Linked DNA regions of Mus musculus: regions 1 and 2 are each linked to region 3. A link is a loop called in an ENCODE intact Hi-C map of the cell type or tissue named here. Cell type or tissue: gastrocnemius. All regions are shown on one strand. Links, peaks and the distances in the headings refer to the core of each region. The heading gives the core; the rest is flanking DNA.

Region 1 (4,952 bases), core at 1,655-4,154, 190 kb before region 3:
AAATGCAAATCAAAATGACCCTGAGATTTCACCTCACACCAGTCAGAGTGGCTAAGATAAAAAAAACTCAGGTGACAGCAGATGCTGTCAAGGATGTGGAGAAAGAGGAACACTCCTCCATTGCTGGTGGGATTGCAAGCTGGTACAACCACTGTGGAAATCAGTCTGGTAGTTCCTCAGAAAATTGGACCTGAGGACCCAGCTATACCACTCCTGGGCATATACCTCAAATATGCTCCAACATATAACAAAGACACATGCTCCACTATGTTCATAGCAGCCTTATTTATAATAGCCAAAAGCTGGAAACAACCCAGATATCCCTCAACAGTTGAATGGATACAGAAAATGTGGTATATTTACATAATGGAGTACTACTCAGCTATAAAAACAATGAATTCATGAAATTTGCAGGCAAATGGATGGAACTAGAAAATATTATCCTGAGTGAGGTAACCCAGTCACAGAAGAACACACACAGGATGCACTCACTGATAAGTGGATATTAGGCAAAAAGCTTGGAATACTCAAGATACAAGATACAGATAATATGAAGCTCAAGAAGAAGGAAGACCAAAGTGTGGATGCTTCAGTCCTACTTAGAAGGGGAAAGAAAATAATCATGGGAGGTAGACGGTGAGAGAGACTTGGGAGGAAGAGAGTATGGAGAGGGGAAAAGAAGGAAGAAGGATCAAGAATGGGAGGAGATGGAGAAGTACAGAGGGTCATGAACTTTAACAGAGGTGTGTAGCAATGGGTGATGGGAAACTGGGAGTAGGCACTAGAAAGTCCCAGAAGACAGGAAAGCAAGATGTTCCCAGGACCCAATGGGGATGATATTAGCTAAAATACCCTACAAAGGGGAGGGAGAACCTGTAGAGACCATATCCAGAATTTAGGCATGGCCCCTGATTGAGGATAGGGCCACTCACCCATCTCAAAAATTTTAACTCAGAATTGCTCCTGTCTGAAGGAAATGCAAGGGCAAAAAGTGGAGCAGAGACTGAGAGAAAGGCCATCCAGGGACTCCCTCACCTGGGAATGCATCCCATCTGCAGACACCAAACCCAGACACTATTGCTGATGCCAAGAAGTGCTTGCTAACAGAAACCTGATACTGTTTCTTAAGCTGTCTTCTTAGAGGCTCTACTAGAGCCTGACCAATACAGATGTGGATACTTGCAGCCAACCATCGGACTGAGCATGGGGACCCCAATGGAGGAGTTAGGGGAAGGACTGAAAGAGCTGAAGGAGTTTGCAACCCCATAGGAAGAACAACAATATCAACCAACCAGAGCCCCTAGATTTCCCAGGGACTAAATCACCAGTCAAAGAGGGACACATGGAGGGACTCATGGCTCCAGCCGCATATGTAGCAGAGGAGGCCTCATCTAGCATCAGTGGGAGGAGAGGCCCTTGGTCCTGTGAAGGCTCCGTGTTATTGATCAGATGCTTTATTCACCTGTCTCTTGTCTTTCAATTTGTTAGCATCTTAGAAGAAACATTTTCATTTTTTCCCTATTGTTCCAAATGACCTCCCCCCCCCCCTTTAAAACTTTATCTGCATTTATTTTATGCTGAATTTATCCCCGGGCCATGGGTTTTTGTTTCTTCAGTTTCTTCTAGGATATCTTTTTCTTCTGTGCAGCCTCCTCTTCTGGCTTTGGAACGATCTGTTCCTTCTCAGTGAGAGATGATGTCAATGTGGCAGGGGGAGCTCATGTGTGGGTTAATCCGGCCATGAGCTCTGTAGGTTCGTCGGCGATCTTAGGTACCTTGTTCACCTGGATATGTTCAATAACTAGAGAATCTACGTCTAAACCCTTAAGTTCAGCGTTACTCTCGGCATTTTTAAGCATGTGCAGCAAAAATTCAGCACTCTTTTTTTGGCCACCGACCCTGTGTCCAGCCCCACTGTTTGGCCTGGGCGCACCTACAGACTCCACCATTATACTGCCGGAATGGCACACATTGCTTCTTTAAAGTGACATCCTTCGGATACTTGGTGGCTTTCCGGATATGCATACCCTTGATGGCCTGGGCAGTTTCCCCGGTGTTCTTAAAGTGATTTGCATGATTTTGTGGGGTTTTCTGGGTCAAGAGAGTAGCGAACCATCGTGGCAGGTGACCTCTGGCCCATGATTTCCCTTCTATAGATCACGTTTTTCATGTTATAGCTAAGTAGTAAGTAATAATCTACTTACACAGCAATTTTCTTCCACCTTCATTTTTAGAAACTTTACATTAAAAAAAAATCATTACATTTATTTATTTGGGTGGGTACAAGCCTGCTATAGGGCATAGATGTGCAGGTCAAAAGTCAACTTGTGGAAGTTGGTTCTCTTCTGGTATCCCGTGGGGCCAAGGGATGAACTCTGGTCGTTAGGCTTGGCAGCAAGCACCTTTACCAGCTGAGCCATCTTACCAGCCCAGCTGTACACGGTATAATTTTATGTTTAGAGTCAATGATTAGTCTGCAATTCTGAGAAGAGTGGGAGAATTGTACTTCTTGTAAGACCCGGTTGACCCTGCTCTCTGGATTAAAATCTAGACCACAGGATTCCCTAATTGGTGCGTGTTCGAGTAAGAACACACATTATATTCAGAAGAGGCTGGCAGTGGCCAAGTGAGATCCCAGCTGGACATTCAGCTTGGCGGCGACTCCCTTCCATGGCCCCTCTGATCAAGCCGGAGAGCAGCCCGCGTTACCCACGACCCGTGTTTCATCATCCTGCTGGAGTGTGAGGTGAATGACTATTTTGTGTCCCTTGGATAACACTTTGACGGCAGATGCAGATTAACTGAGACCTTACTCTTCGTGAAGACCCTTCAGATTTGACAGTCCTGTGTATCAGTCAACTCTCCTCTCAGATGTCGGGAATGATGGATTAGCGATCCTGCTAAACCCCAGTGTGCCCATACGCATGGGTGTTTTCAACCTCGCTGTTGCCCACTTCATAGAATCAAATGCTGTCTTCACAGGTTAGCCCTGAGATCAACTTACAACGCACCAACGCTGTTGGGTACCAGAAGACGAACATTTCCAGGACTCTGCCTAGGAATCTTGCCATGCCTTTTAAACACAACTCGAAGGCCCTCTGAAGACTTAATAGGTGAGAGATGGATCGTTTCTCTACTGCCCTGACTGTATGGCATTTTCCCCTTTTCTTCAAATTATACTTCAACAGTTTGAACACCTTACCACGAGATGGCGCGCGTTCAACGCCGTCCTTTTCAGTGTTCATTCCTGTGAATCTAATATAAAAAGGGATGGAAGAATAGTATTGCTTTTCTATCCAATTTATGTTGCCAGGTTAGAAAATCAAGTACATATATATTGCTATATTAAAATAGTTATATTTTAAACAGTTTAACTTTTAGTCTCAGACGTGAAGGGTAAATCTCACTTCTTCAGTTCAATATTCTTCGTACAAAGCAAAAACAAAATCAGATGGCCACTTTTCATCTTGTGATTGAGACAATCATATATTAGATTTACTGGGTAATTAAACACTATGGCATTCACCTGAGATTCAAAGAAGTCTTTTCTGGCACCATAACTAATGTGTCAAGCTAGAGGACTGTAATGTTCAGAGCTCAAGTTATTGTTTTTTTTTTTTTTCTTTTATTAGAAGAAATCATTTTATTCTAGATATGGCGGTGAGAGTACATTTACTAGAAAAATGAGGAAAAGGAATCTAAAAAGATCTTAAATCAACACTGAGGTTAGATATCCACTATGTTTTGCTGATGTAATGCTGAGCTGCTACCTTGTAAAAAGTAAATTTATCCACAACAGAGAGATGGAGTCAGAAGCAAGGTACACTGAGAGATTTTATTTTACCTTTGTTTGTTTCTTTCTTTGTTTCTTTCTTTGTTTGTTTGTTTCTTTCTTCCCTCCCTCCCTCCCTCCCTTCTTTCTTTCTTTCTTTCTTTCTTTCTTTCTTTCTTTCTTTCTTTCTTTCTTTCTTTCTTTCTTTCTGTTTTTTGAGACAGGGTTTCTCTGTATAGCCCTGGCTGTCCTGGAACTCACGTTGTAGACCAGGCTGGCCTCGAACTCAGAAATCCACCTGCCTCTGCCCACCACGCCTGGCTTACCTTTATTTATTTGTACATGTACGATGTACATGTATGTGTGGAGACCAGAAGAGGGTATACCATTCCCTGGTCACAGGCAGCTGTAAGCCATCTGACATGGTGTTGGATCTGAACTCTGGTCCTATTATGCATGAGTACTGGACACTCTCAGCTATTTCTCCCACCTACCATGAGATTTTGTTTTTCCAAAGCCCCTGTGACACAGTGGTGGCACCTGATTCCTCCTCATCAGATGCTGGTGGCTTCAACTTCTTTCTCACTATTTTACCTTGGACAAAATCATTTTTTAACATGGATAAGCTGTTTTCAAAGCATATAGAAAAGAGAAGACTGCCTACCTATACTATTGATACAATGGTTAAACTAGAAAACACAAGAGAAATACTAAACAATTGTGACATAAATAACTAAACGTAACTAGCATTTCAGTTTCTTATGGCCAAAATGTTAATTATTATAATGACAGTCAAAATGAAGGAATCCCTTCCAATAACTATGTGATTTTTTCTTTTTTTGGGTTTTTGAGACAGAGTTTCTCTGTGTAGCCCTGGCTGTCCTGGAACTCACTCTGTAGACCAGGTTGGCCTCAAACTCAGAAATCTGCCTGCCTCTGCCTCCCAAGTGCTGGGATTAAAGGTATGCACCACCACGCCTGGCACGACTTTGTGATTTTTATAGCCAAAATAATCTTGTGTTAAATTTTTTCTCATCTGTATTACTGTGCTACTGATAATGAAAAAGCTTTTTGTCTTCAGTAGGACAACTAGGGAAGATAGACTTACTGCCAGATAAAATAAGCTGTTCCAGTATGGAACCAATGAACCTTTAAATAACTTCAAAGTGTTACCTTAGTT
Region 2 (4,952 bases), core at 1,655-4,154, 250 kb before region 3:
CATTCCACAGAAAACCACATTCGTGCTAACTGGAAAGCCCCAGTCTAGGCATGAATGATGACTCAATGCCCCTGCCAAGTCTCAAGCACATTTCTGCTTGTCAGCTGCTAGCAGGTAAGGTTTCCACCGTGCTGATCATGGCAGGAACACTGTGTAAATCACAAGCCTGAGCTGCAGTCTAATGGGTACATTTAAAGAGTAGGATGATTATGCTCACTCCATTTCCATGACAGCGTCTGTTCACTAAGCCAGCATTGATTTTCCCTGCTCAACCCAAGGTACTTGTTTTTCTACAAAAGCATTCACTAACTTCCTTATAAATTGCAAAGAAAATGACAGCGAAGTTGAAGGAGAAGCTCAAAACAGCTTTCCAACCACTCTGAGAATAGAAGAGTCCAATGGTTGGCTTTTATCTTATGATATTGTCTGTAGTTTTGTCCCAGTAATTCTCTTCATTTTGAGGAAAAACAAAGACGTCCTCTTCCTGAAAAGTAAGAAATGTTGACCTTGGCATCACCAGCTTATAACATAGAGGTGCAGTAGAGTTTGATCTGGTCTCACACACGGGGTACTCGTGTCCCACTTCTCAGTGCCTGCAGTGAAGATGTCCCACCCATCCCCAGCAGCCAAGCCCTCCAACTCCAAGAACCCATGAGGCTTCTTTGACATGGACATCGGCGGGGAGCAAGTTGGATGAATTGTTTTAGAATTGTTTACAGATATTGTTCCCAAAGCTGCAGACAATTTTCATGCATTGTGTACAGGAGAAAAAGGAACTGGATCCGTGACCGGGAAGCCTCACCATTTTAAATGATGCCCTTTTCACTGAATTTTTAAGAAATTTATGATTCACGGTGGAGACTTCTCAAATCAGAATGGGACAGGCGGAGAAAGTATTTATGGTGAAAAATTTGAAGATGAAAATTTTCATTATAAGCATGAATGGGGAGGGTTTGCTGAGCATGGCAAATGCAGGTCCCAATATGAGTGGTTCTCAGATCTTTATCACAACAGTTCCGACTCCTCATTTGGATGGGAAACATGTGGTATTTGGTCAGGTCATAAAAGGACTAGGTGTGGCAAGGACGCTTGAAAATGTAGACGTGAATGGTGAAAAACCTGCCAAACTCTGTGTTATTGGAGAATGTGGAGAATTGAAAGAAGGGGACGACTGAGGAATATTCCCCAAAGATGGCTCTGGTGATAGTCATCCAGACTTCCCCGAGGCTGCAGATATAGATTAAAAGGATGTAAATAAAATTTTATTAATATCTGAAGACGTAAAAAAACATTGGAAATACTTTTTTCAAGTCTCAAAACTGGGAGATGGCTATTAAAAATATGCGAAGGTTTTAAGGTACATGGCTAGTTCAAAGGCTGCTATTGAGAAAGCAGATACATCCAGACTGCAACCTATAGCCTTAAGTTGTGTGCTGAATGTAGGTGTTTGTAAGCTGAAGATGTCAGATTGGCAGGAGGCAATTGACAGTTGCTTGGAGGCTCTTGAAATAGACCCTTCAAATACTAAAGCACTATACCGAAAAGCGCAAGGATGGCTAGGATTGAAGGAATATGATCAAGCATTGGCTGATCTTAAGAATGCACAGGAGATAGCCCCAGGAGATAAAGCTATCCAGGCAGAATTGCTTAAAGTCAAACAAATGATAAAGGCACAGAAAGATAAAGAGAAGGCTGAGTATGCAAAACATGTTTGCTTAATAAGGATTAAACTCTCTTTAACTATTATACATTGATTATATAAAGGACAATGGATATTACTGTCTATATGAACCCTGATGTGTTTCCTTTGATCTTTGTCATTGTTTACATAGCAGTGCTGACATAGGTTCCTTATTAATAAAAAGTTAAAAAATAAAAAGAAAAGAAAAAAGAAATGTTGATCTTCTGGCTGAACATCAGCTTAAATAGGTCTAGGTTTTAACCATGAACTTTCTTGTTGAATAAGGTTAGAAATTTGAAAGCTAGTAAGCTTGTCAATGAAACTAAAATACCTGTTTTAGGGTTGGGAATAAAATTTAATACATAGAAAAAAAGGATATTTTTGGAACCTATTTTTAAAAGCATATGTATGTATGTATGCATGCATGGAAGTCAAGAACAAAGAGAGATTGAATCAAGATGGAAAAAATGTATTTTTGTTTTCCATGTATTAAAAGGAAGTAAATGGTTTTTTGTTTCTTTTGTTTTTGTTTCTTCGAGACAGGGTCTCACCATGTAGCTTTGGCTGTGATGGAACTCACTTTGTAGATGAGGCTGGCCTCTGCCTCCCAAGTGCTGGAATTGAAGGCATATGCTGCTATGCCTGGCACGAAGTAAATCTTTCTGCCCAAGCTAAGCTGAAAATGTAGTAATGTAGTAGTAATGTAGAGAATCTACTATCACAATGGCTCTTTCAAAACAGGGGTAGATAGATAGATAGATAGATAGATAGATAGATAGATAGATAGATAGATTATTCTCATACTGATAATGTTAATAAGATCTTGCTAGCATCATTTTTTGTTTTGTTTTGTTTTGTTTTATTCTTCTTGGCGTTGTTTGCTCTTGAGAAAAGGTTTCTCTATGTATTCTTGGCTGTCCTGGAATTCACTCTGAGATCAGGCTGGCCTCGAACTCAGAGATGCACGTTTCTCTGCCTCCCAAATTGAGTGCTGGAACTAAAGGTGTGCACAAGTACACCCAGCAATGTCAGTGGTTTTTAAGATTTTGTTTTCCCAAGTCAAGTGACTGGGGGCCAGAGAGTATTCATTCTCAAAACCCAAAGAGGGAAATAACCGCAGGTTTGCACATAGCTCAAGGTGAAAATCCACTCTCCCATTCCATCTTGATTAGTAAATCCACAGAAAAACTGGACAACTATTGTCAAAGGCCTTGGAAAGGCAGAATTACCAAAATGGGTTACAAGTAAGAAAATGTTTATTTTTCCAAATAAGGATAATTATACTCAGATTTTTTTAGCCTTTCTACTGACTTAGCTTTGTATTTCTAAGGTAACACAGCCATCTAGTGGAGAGAATTTTAATAGCAGATTCTCTTACTGTAGGGATTTAACACTGGTTGAATGCATTCTTATTTCGTTACCTGACATATGATTGTAAAACCCGAATCTTTGTGATGTTGTGTGGTATAATTGGTTGATTTTCTTGAGACCTGGTCTACATAGCCCAGAATGACCTTGAACAAACTTGCTAATAACATTGACTTTCAACCTCTTATTCTCTAGCCTCCATCTCCCCAGTGCTGAGACTACAAACTTGCTCCACCACACGTGGTTTCGAGCAGGTTCATTGAATTGAACTAAAGGATTCATGCATGTTAAGTGCATATTCCTCAACTGCACTACACCCTCAATCCCAACAGAATGCTGTTTTTTCTTTAGCATTTCATTAAACACACTAAAAATATACATTTGTGTTGCCTGAAATTTCCAGACAAAAATTTCACAAACTATTTGGTGCATAGATGCCATTCAAAACCAGGTCATATTACCAAAATCTGGAAACGGTGATATCTGCATTCTAGGTTTGAAACTGACATTTTCTGTGTCCGAAATCAAAGTTATTCCTCCCATAGCTTTAAGATCAGCCCACTTTTGTGACTGATGAAAAAGACAAAAACATCCCAGACAGCTTTTATAACAAGAGGTGGTGGTCATGCTACAAAGCAAAGCTTGCATGAGGCCAGAAGTTAGAGGAGATCAGGCCCAGCCTGCTGCAGTTGTGGGCACTGCACAAGTCAACCTGAGTTTCTGTTTTGTAAATGAAGTGGTGCTGGTTAGTAATTTAGTCCCTATTACCCAAGGAGGGTGGTACCTTTCTGGAGTTTTGCCATTGAAATGGATTAAGTTTGTGCATTTTAATGATTCCTCGCATGTATGTTACATAAGTATATCATCTGCTACTCCCACATCACCACGGCTACTGCAAAGGTTTTGAGCTGTTTACCACTCTCTTCTAGTGACATTTCTAAGGACTAATTGTTTTCTTACAACGATCGACCATCTTCCAAGTGGACTGTGTACTGGCTCTGATAATGAGTGAGGAAACCCATCGTTGGCTTCAGACGTTTCTCTTCCGAGACAATCCACAGTGTTCTCTACAAACAGTCCACCATCCACAGACAGCGCCCACTGTCCTTATTCTCTGAAATGGACTAAACACATTTCCTCCCTCTTCATCTTACCAGGCTCTAATCTCCACACTTGCTTTGCTAACTCTAGCCTGAGTTGTTGATGTTTCCCCTCCCTAGAGTGTTTAGACTTTGATCAAGATTCCCAGAGTGAACACTGGATGTGTGTCATTGTCTTTGTGTCTTAGATTGGAAGATAGGAATGTTCACTTAAAATGTTACCTACCTACCTTTACTCCCAACACTGGAGGCAGAAGCAGGCTGATCTCTGTGAGTTCAAGACTAGCCTGGTCTACAGAGAGAATTCCTGAGAAATCCTGCAGAGGATTTCTGAGAAATTCTCTCTCAGAAAAGAAAAGAGAAAAGAAAAGAAAGAAAGTTATATAGTTACCTAGGTTGAAAGTAGAAAGACAACAACAACGTGCTTAAGGAGGGATCAGTTGATTCTGGCTCCCAAGATGCAGTCCATCATGGAAGGGAAATTAAGACATCAGGAGTGTGGAGCAGATGATCATATCACATCCACAGTCAAGAAGAAGCAATGAATGTGTCTTAGTGTTCAACTCACTTTCCCCATTTTATATAATCTACAATCCCCTGCCCAAAAGTAGTCCCACCTACAATCAAGACAGGTCTCCCTATCCCAACTAATATAACCAATATAACCCACCCCCCACAGGCAAGCCTAGGGTCCCATCTCCCCAGTGGTTCTAAATTCTGTCAAATTAACATTATGACAATTGACAACATGATGACATATATCATTTGAGAACTCACAACTCTTATGTTTGGCGCCTTCACTT
Region 3 (4,952 bases), core at 1,206-3,705:
AGCAAGTGTGGCGGCCAGTGAAAGATCTGGAGTTCTCCTGTTCCTTATCCCTGTGACTCTGCTATCCTTGATTGACAGGAGTGAATTGCTCTAGGTCATTCAGGTGCTGGCAAACCCTACCTGCCTGTGGGGCAACCCACAGACCAGCAGAAAACCCATCCTGCTGACCCGATGCTGAATTGCCAACCGTAAACGGTCAGCTAATTATCTGATGGTTCTTCTAAGCAATTCTATTTTAAGATGGTAAAAAAACAATCACAAATCCAGCCTTACCCCTTCCTTGTTGAATAAATATTGGTAAATTTGTTGAATCTTACCGATTTCATTTCTTAAAGGAGGCGAGTTAGAATATCTCTAATGCAGACACAAAACAAATAAATGTTAATAAGTACAATTACTACTCCCTAACTTTAGGATATATGTTGTAGTATTCCTTCATTTCTCGTGGCCATACGGATGTCCTGTGGCAATGCTGTCTTCGTTGTTACTGGGTTTATCTTCACATATGATCACATCAAAACTTTCTAAGGAGCTGGAGAGGTGGCTCAGCAGTTAAGAGCACTGACAGCTCTTCTGAAGGTCCTGAGTTCAATTCCCAGCAACCACATGGGGGCTCACAACCATCTGTAATGGGATCTGATGGCCTTTTCTTCTGTGTCTGAAGACAGCTACACTGTACTCATATATATTACATAAATAATTAAGTAAATATTTTTTAAAACTTTCTAAAACACTTCACCCTAAACCAAAAAACTAAGTCCTCTATGAGAATGCTTTAAAATTCTAACATAACTTAGGACAAAGCTACTGAACCCAGTACTCTTTTTTTTTTATATATATTTTTTTATTACGTATTTTCCTCAATTACATTTAGAATGCTATCCCAAAAGTCCCCCATACCGCCCCCCCACCCCCCTACCCACCCATTCCCACTTTTTGGCCCTGGCGTTCCCCTATACTGGGGCATATAAAGTTTGTGTGTCCGATAGGCCTCTCTTTCCAGTGATGGCCTACTAGGCCATCTTTTGATAAATATGCAGCTAGAGTCAAGAGCTCCAGGGTACTGGTTAGTTCATAATGTTGTTGCACCTACAGGGTTGCAGATCTCTTTAGCTCCTTGGATACGTTCTCTAGCTCCAACATTGGGGGCCCTGTGATCCATCCAATAGCTGACTGTGAGCATCCACTTCTGTGTTTGCTAGGCCCCAGCATAGTCTCACAAGAGACAGCTATATCAGTGTCCTTTCAGCAAACGCTTGCTAGTGTATGCAATGGTGTCATCGTTTGGAGGCTAATTATGGGATGGATCCCTGGATATGGCAGTCTCTAGATGGTCCATCCTTTTGTCTCAGCTCCAAACTTTGTCTCTGTAACTCCTTCCATGGTGAACCCAGTATTCTTGTTCCAAAATCTTCCTCACAAAAAGAAGAAGTCCTGGCATTCGGGGCCTAGCAAACACAGAAGTGGATGCTCACAGTCAGCTATTGGATGGATCACAGGGCTCCCAATGGAGGAGCTAGAGAAAGAACCCAAGGAGCTAAAGGGATCTGCAACCCTATAGGTGGAACAACATTATGAACTAACCACTACCCCAGAGCTCTTGACTCTAGCTGCATATGTATCAAAAGATGGCCTAGTCGGCCATCACTGGAAAGAGAGGCCCATTGGTTGTGCAAACTTTATATGCCCCAGTACAGGGGAATGCCAGGGCCAAAAAGTGGGAGTGGGTGGGTAGGGGAGTGGGGGAGTGTATTGGGGACTTTTTGGATAGCATTGGAAATGTAAATAAGGAAAATACCTAATTAAAAAAAAAGAAGAAGTCCTGGCGTTAAAGTTCATTTCTTAGAGGTTTCATAGAGCCAGATATTATTTTTAAAAATCAAATAAATATAATTTAACCTAAAAATTCATCTTACTTTTGTATAAAATGATTCAAAATTAACTTTATCAATGCCCCCAAATCTAAAATTCTCAATATAATGTTTTAGAAATTCTGCAATGTCTTGGCAATGATAGCCCTGAAAAGGGGCATTTTCCATTACAAAAAAAAAAGAGAAAGCCAAGAGGAACAAGTAAAATTATATAATTTAAATATCAGTAGAAGACTGACCAACATCCAAAGTCTAAGTTACCTAGAAAATAAGTAATGGAATACAATTCTCCTTTTGAATATGTTGCTGAGACATGGCATATAAATCAAACATAGCTAAACAAATAGGTTTTTTTATAGACGTGCCTACATAGCCAGTAAGTGGCTGGCATCTAAGCCCTCGGGGAGTTCCAGCTCCTACTGACAGCTGTATAACACACTCGAGGTGTCTGCCCTGCTGTGTGCCCATAACAATCATCAGTACTGTGCCTTCCAACAGGAAGGTCTTAAAATTTCAGTAAGCAAAAACACAGCCTCTAAGCTATAAATGGTGTGAACAATTAGTAGAGGTCGCCATCTAGTGGGCGATTGTTGAATTGTTAGTGATTTTCATCAGTGATCTTCACTGACTAATACATTCAAAGGCCTGAAGTTGCAGGAATCATAAGTTCACTTCCGCCCCAAAAGAGATCATGAGTTCTCTTCTTCCTAAAGTGCAGATGAGGATGGGTTCCGCGGTAGAAATGTTGTGATGGGAAGACCTTTGGGTGAATAGAATTTAGGGCACAGAAATGTGAACGATTGCGATTGACTGACAACGCAAAGCACAAATACAGTCTAGGTTTGACACATCTGCTGGAACATTCTTTTGAGGTCAAGAACAAAACGAGATTCAGCCTTCTCTGGTCTATTCTGTGGCCTCACGTGCACGCCATCACGCGCATCAGGACGTCGCAACTTTTGTAGCGGACTTCATGGTTTATGCTCCTTCCCTTTGCAGCAGCATCCATAGATGCCCTCCTTTTGGAATCAAGTAGTTGAGTTCAATCACATCACACGCGTGTCCACACACCCACCCTCATGCAGAGTCAAAGCAAACTCCTAAAACTGCACAAAAGTCTCCTACCCGAAAGCCCTTGCGGCAGAGAGCTGAGCTCGACATTTGATGCCTCTCTCCTGTTATCTGATCAGGGCCTCATCTCAGCTTCTAATCTGTTCTTTCAAAAATGTGTGTGTAGGTACCTACATGTTTGTTGTTTTTTTTAAATAGTGTTACAGCTGCTACAGTGAGAAGAGTAGTGAGCAAATAAACACGGGCTTGGAAGATTTGGAAGTGGTTTTATCCAGTGGTTCATGATCACAATTCCAAATCAGCAAGTGGAACCAACTTGATGAGTAAGTTGAAGAGATGGAGCCTATGGAGTCCTGAGTAACATCATGAGAGTTTGGTGAGTGACAGGCTGCCTTTATAACAGTGCTTGCTTGCTTTTTATTATTATATTATATATTATAATTTTATTTTTGAGACAGGGTTTCTGTCAGGATAGCTTTGACTATCCTGGAACTCTGTAGAGCAGGCTAGCCTCAAACTCAGAGATCCACCTGCCTCTGTCTCCTGAGTGCTGGGATTAAAGGCATACACCACCACCATCCAGCATGACAGAGGTTACAAATGGCCCTATCACCTCTCACTGTCAAATCCATTTTGGTTTATATGTGTACAGTCCAATGTTTGCACAACAAAAACCCCAAACAATGAAACTCTCAAAACGAACCACATAACTTAGTGGCATATGGCTAATAGGTGTCTATGTATGAATATTCAATAATAATGGAATATTAGTTCTGAACCTAAAATCAATCCGAAAAGGAAATCCTGTAACTTAAAACAGTATAGATAAATCTGAAAGACACTATGGAAACTAAAACAAGCCACGCCCAAAACAGATCAATCTTTGCTGCAGAATTTTTCAAATGTTTTTGTCCAGTGAACATTTTTATAATAAAATATTGAGAAGATATGTCAACATAGTATAAGTGATTTTTACCTGATATGTTTGGAAATATAATTCACATGGCAAATTCTTGGAAAACACAAACTTTCATAACTAAGAAAGGAGTCCGTTGAAAAATCTGAGTGACCCTCTAAGGTTTAAACAATGAATGTGGAGCTGGAGGGACAGCTCAGTGGTTAGAGTGTTGGCTGTCCTTGCAGAGGACACAAATGTGGTTTCCAGCACCCGTGGACCAACAACTCACAACCACCAGTAGCTTTGGCTCTGGATGGATCCAACACCTCTGGCCACTGTGAGCACCTTCACTTATGTGAGAAGCTACCTACACATACACCATAATTAAAATAATTTTAAATTATAAACGTGTTATTTTAAAACTTCCAGCTAAAAGTATCATCTATGTCATACGTAATGCCACCACTAGTGAATTTTCTTAAATAATAAAAATTACCCAACCCAAGTTCTCTGCAAACAATTTCAGATAGTCAAAGAGTAGTGAATACTTTCGACTTGTCTTAAAAGGCTTGCATGACATTGATACCCAAATCTAACTTAGCTATAACAAGAAGAGGCAATTATCACGTTTCATTGCAGAAGTCTGGAGAATAGGTATTCACTAAGAGGCACATACACTTTTGCGAGCACTACCTCAATGCTAGCCTCAGCTTGGTGATGCCCAGTGAGGGATGGACTGTAGATGCAGGTGTTTTTAAGGATCTATGTTTGTCAACACTTGTTCTCCAAAGACCCTAAGTAATAGGCATATGGAAATAATTAGCAGTCTATTCATATGCAACAGTGCATACTTGTAGAAGAAGTTTTCTTTATACACAGCTGAAGAGATGGGCAGTGTTTGCTTGCTATTTGGAGTGAACATTATGGAGACCCATGCACAACCATGCCTGCTCTACCACCACCTAAACACCCTCCGCACATCTTATCTCATCTGCTTGCTAAACCCCTAAAAGCCATATTTTTTCCTACAAGCTAGGGCACAATCTTTGCTATAGGTTGAGATATAGCATTTGTTATAGGTTGAGGGAATCTTTGCTAAGTATACCACCTGG

What was found. Hi-C counts contacts between places; a loop is a spot of excess contacts. Peaks named below come from ENCODE experiments on the same cell type or tissue, not always from the same donor. Only the 100,000 strongest peaks of a DNase experiment are listed, where the experiment ranks them.
Region 1: it touches region 3 in a loop (5-fold over the local background); 39 of 42 quality-filtered maps call a loop at or near these places.
Region 2: a loop joins it to region 3, with 2.5 times the contacts of the local background. A loop is called at or near these places in 10 of 42 quality-filtered maps.

The regions. Positions count from the first base shown.
Region 1 is chr10:5,789,108-5,794,059 of GRCm38, reverse strand. Gm30617 (a long non-coding RNA gene) reads left to right here and starts at 2,549. Exons shown (of 3, transcript XR_380053.1): 1 at 2,549-2,746; 2 at 2,983-3,113. In gastrocnemius, for the core only: a CTCF peak has its summit at 3,213 (motif pointing right); DNase peaks (open chromatin) are centred at 2,683 and 3,212.
Region 2 is chr10:5,845,218-5,850,169 of GRCm38, reverse strand. All of the region lies in intron 2 of Rgs17 (regulator of G-protein signaling 17), which reads left to right. It also overlaps the pseudogene Gm18902. Among named protein-coding and RNA genes, the nearest start is that of Mtrf1l, 24 kb to the right of the region's middle. In gastrocnemius, for the core only: a CTCF peak has its summit at 3,011 (motif pointing left); no DNase peak of the experiment used is centred there.
Region 3 is chr10:5,597,777-5,602,728 of GRCm38, reverse strand. The region is part of intron 1 of Myct1 (myc target 1); the gene reads right to left. Among named protein-coding and RNA genes, the nearest start is that of Myct1, 6.5 kb to the right of the region's middle. In gastrocnemius, for the core only: a CTCF peak has its summit at 2,448 (motif pointing left); a DNase peak (open chromatin) is centred at 2,431; H3K4me3 peaks cover 1,514 bases; H3K27ac peaks cover 516 bases.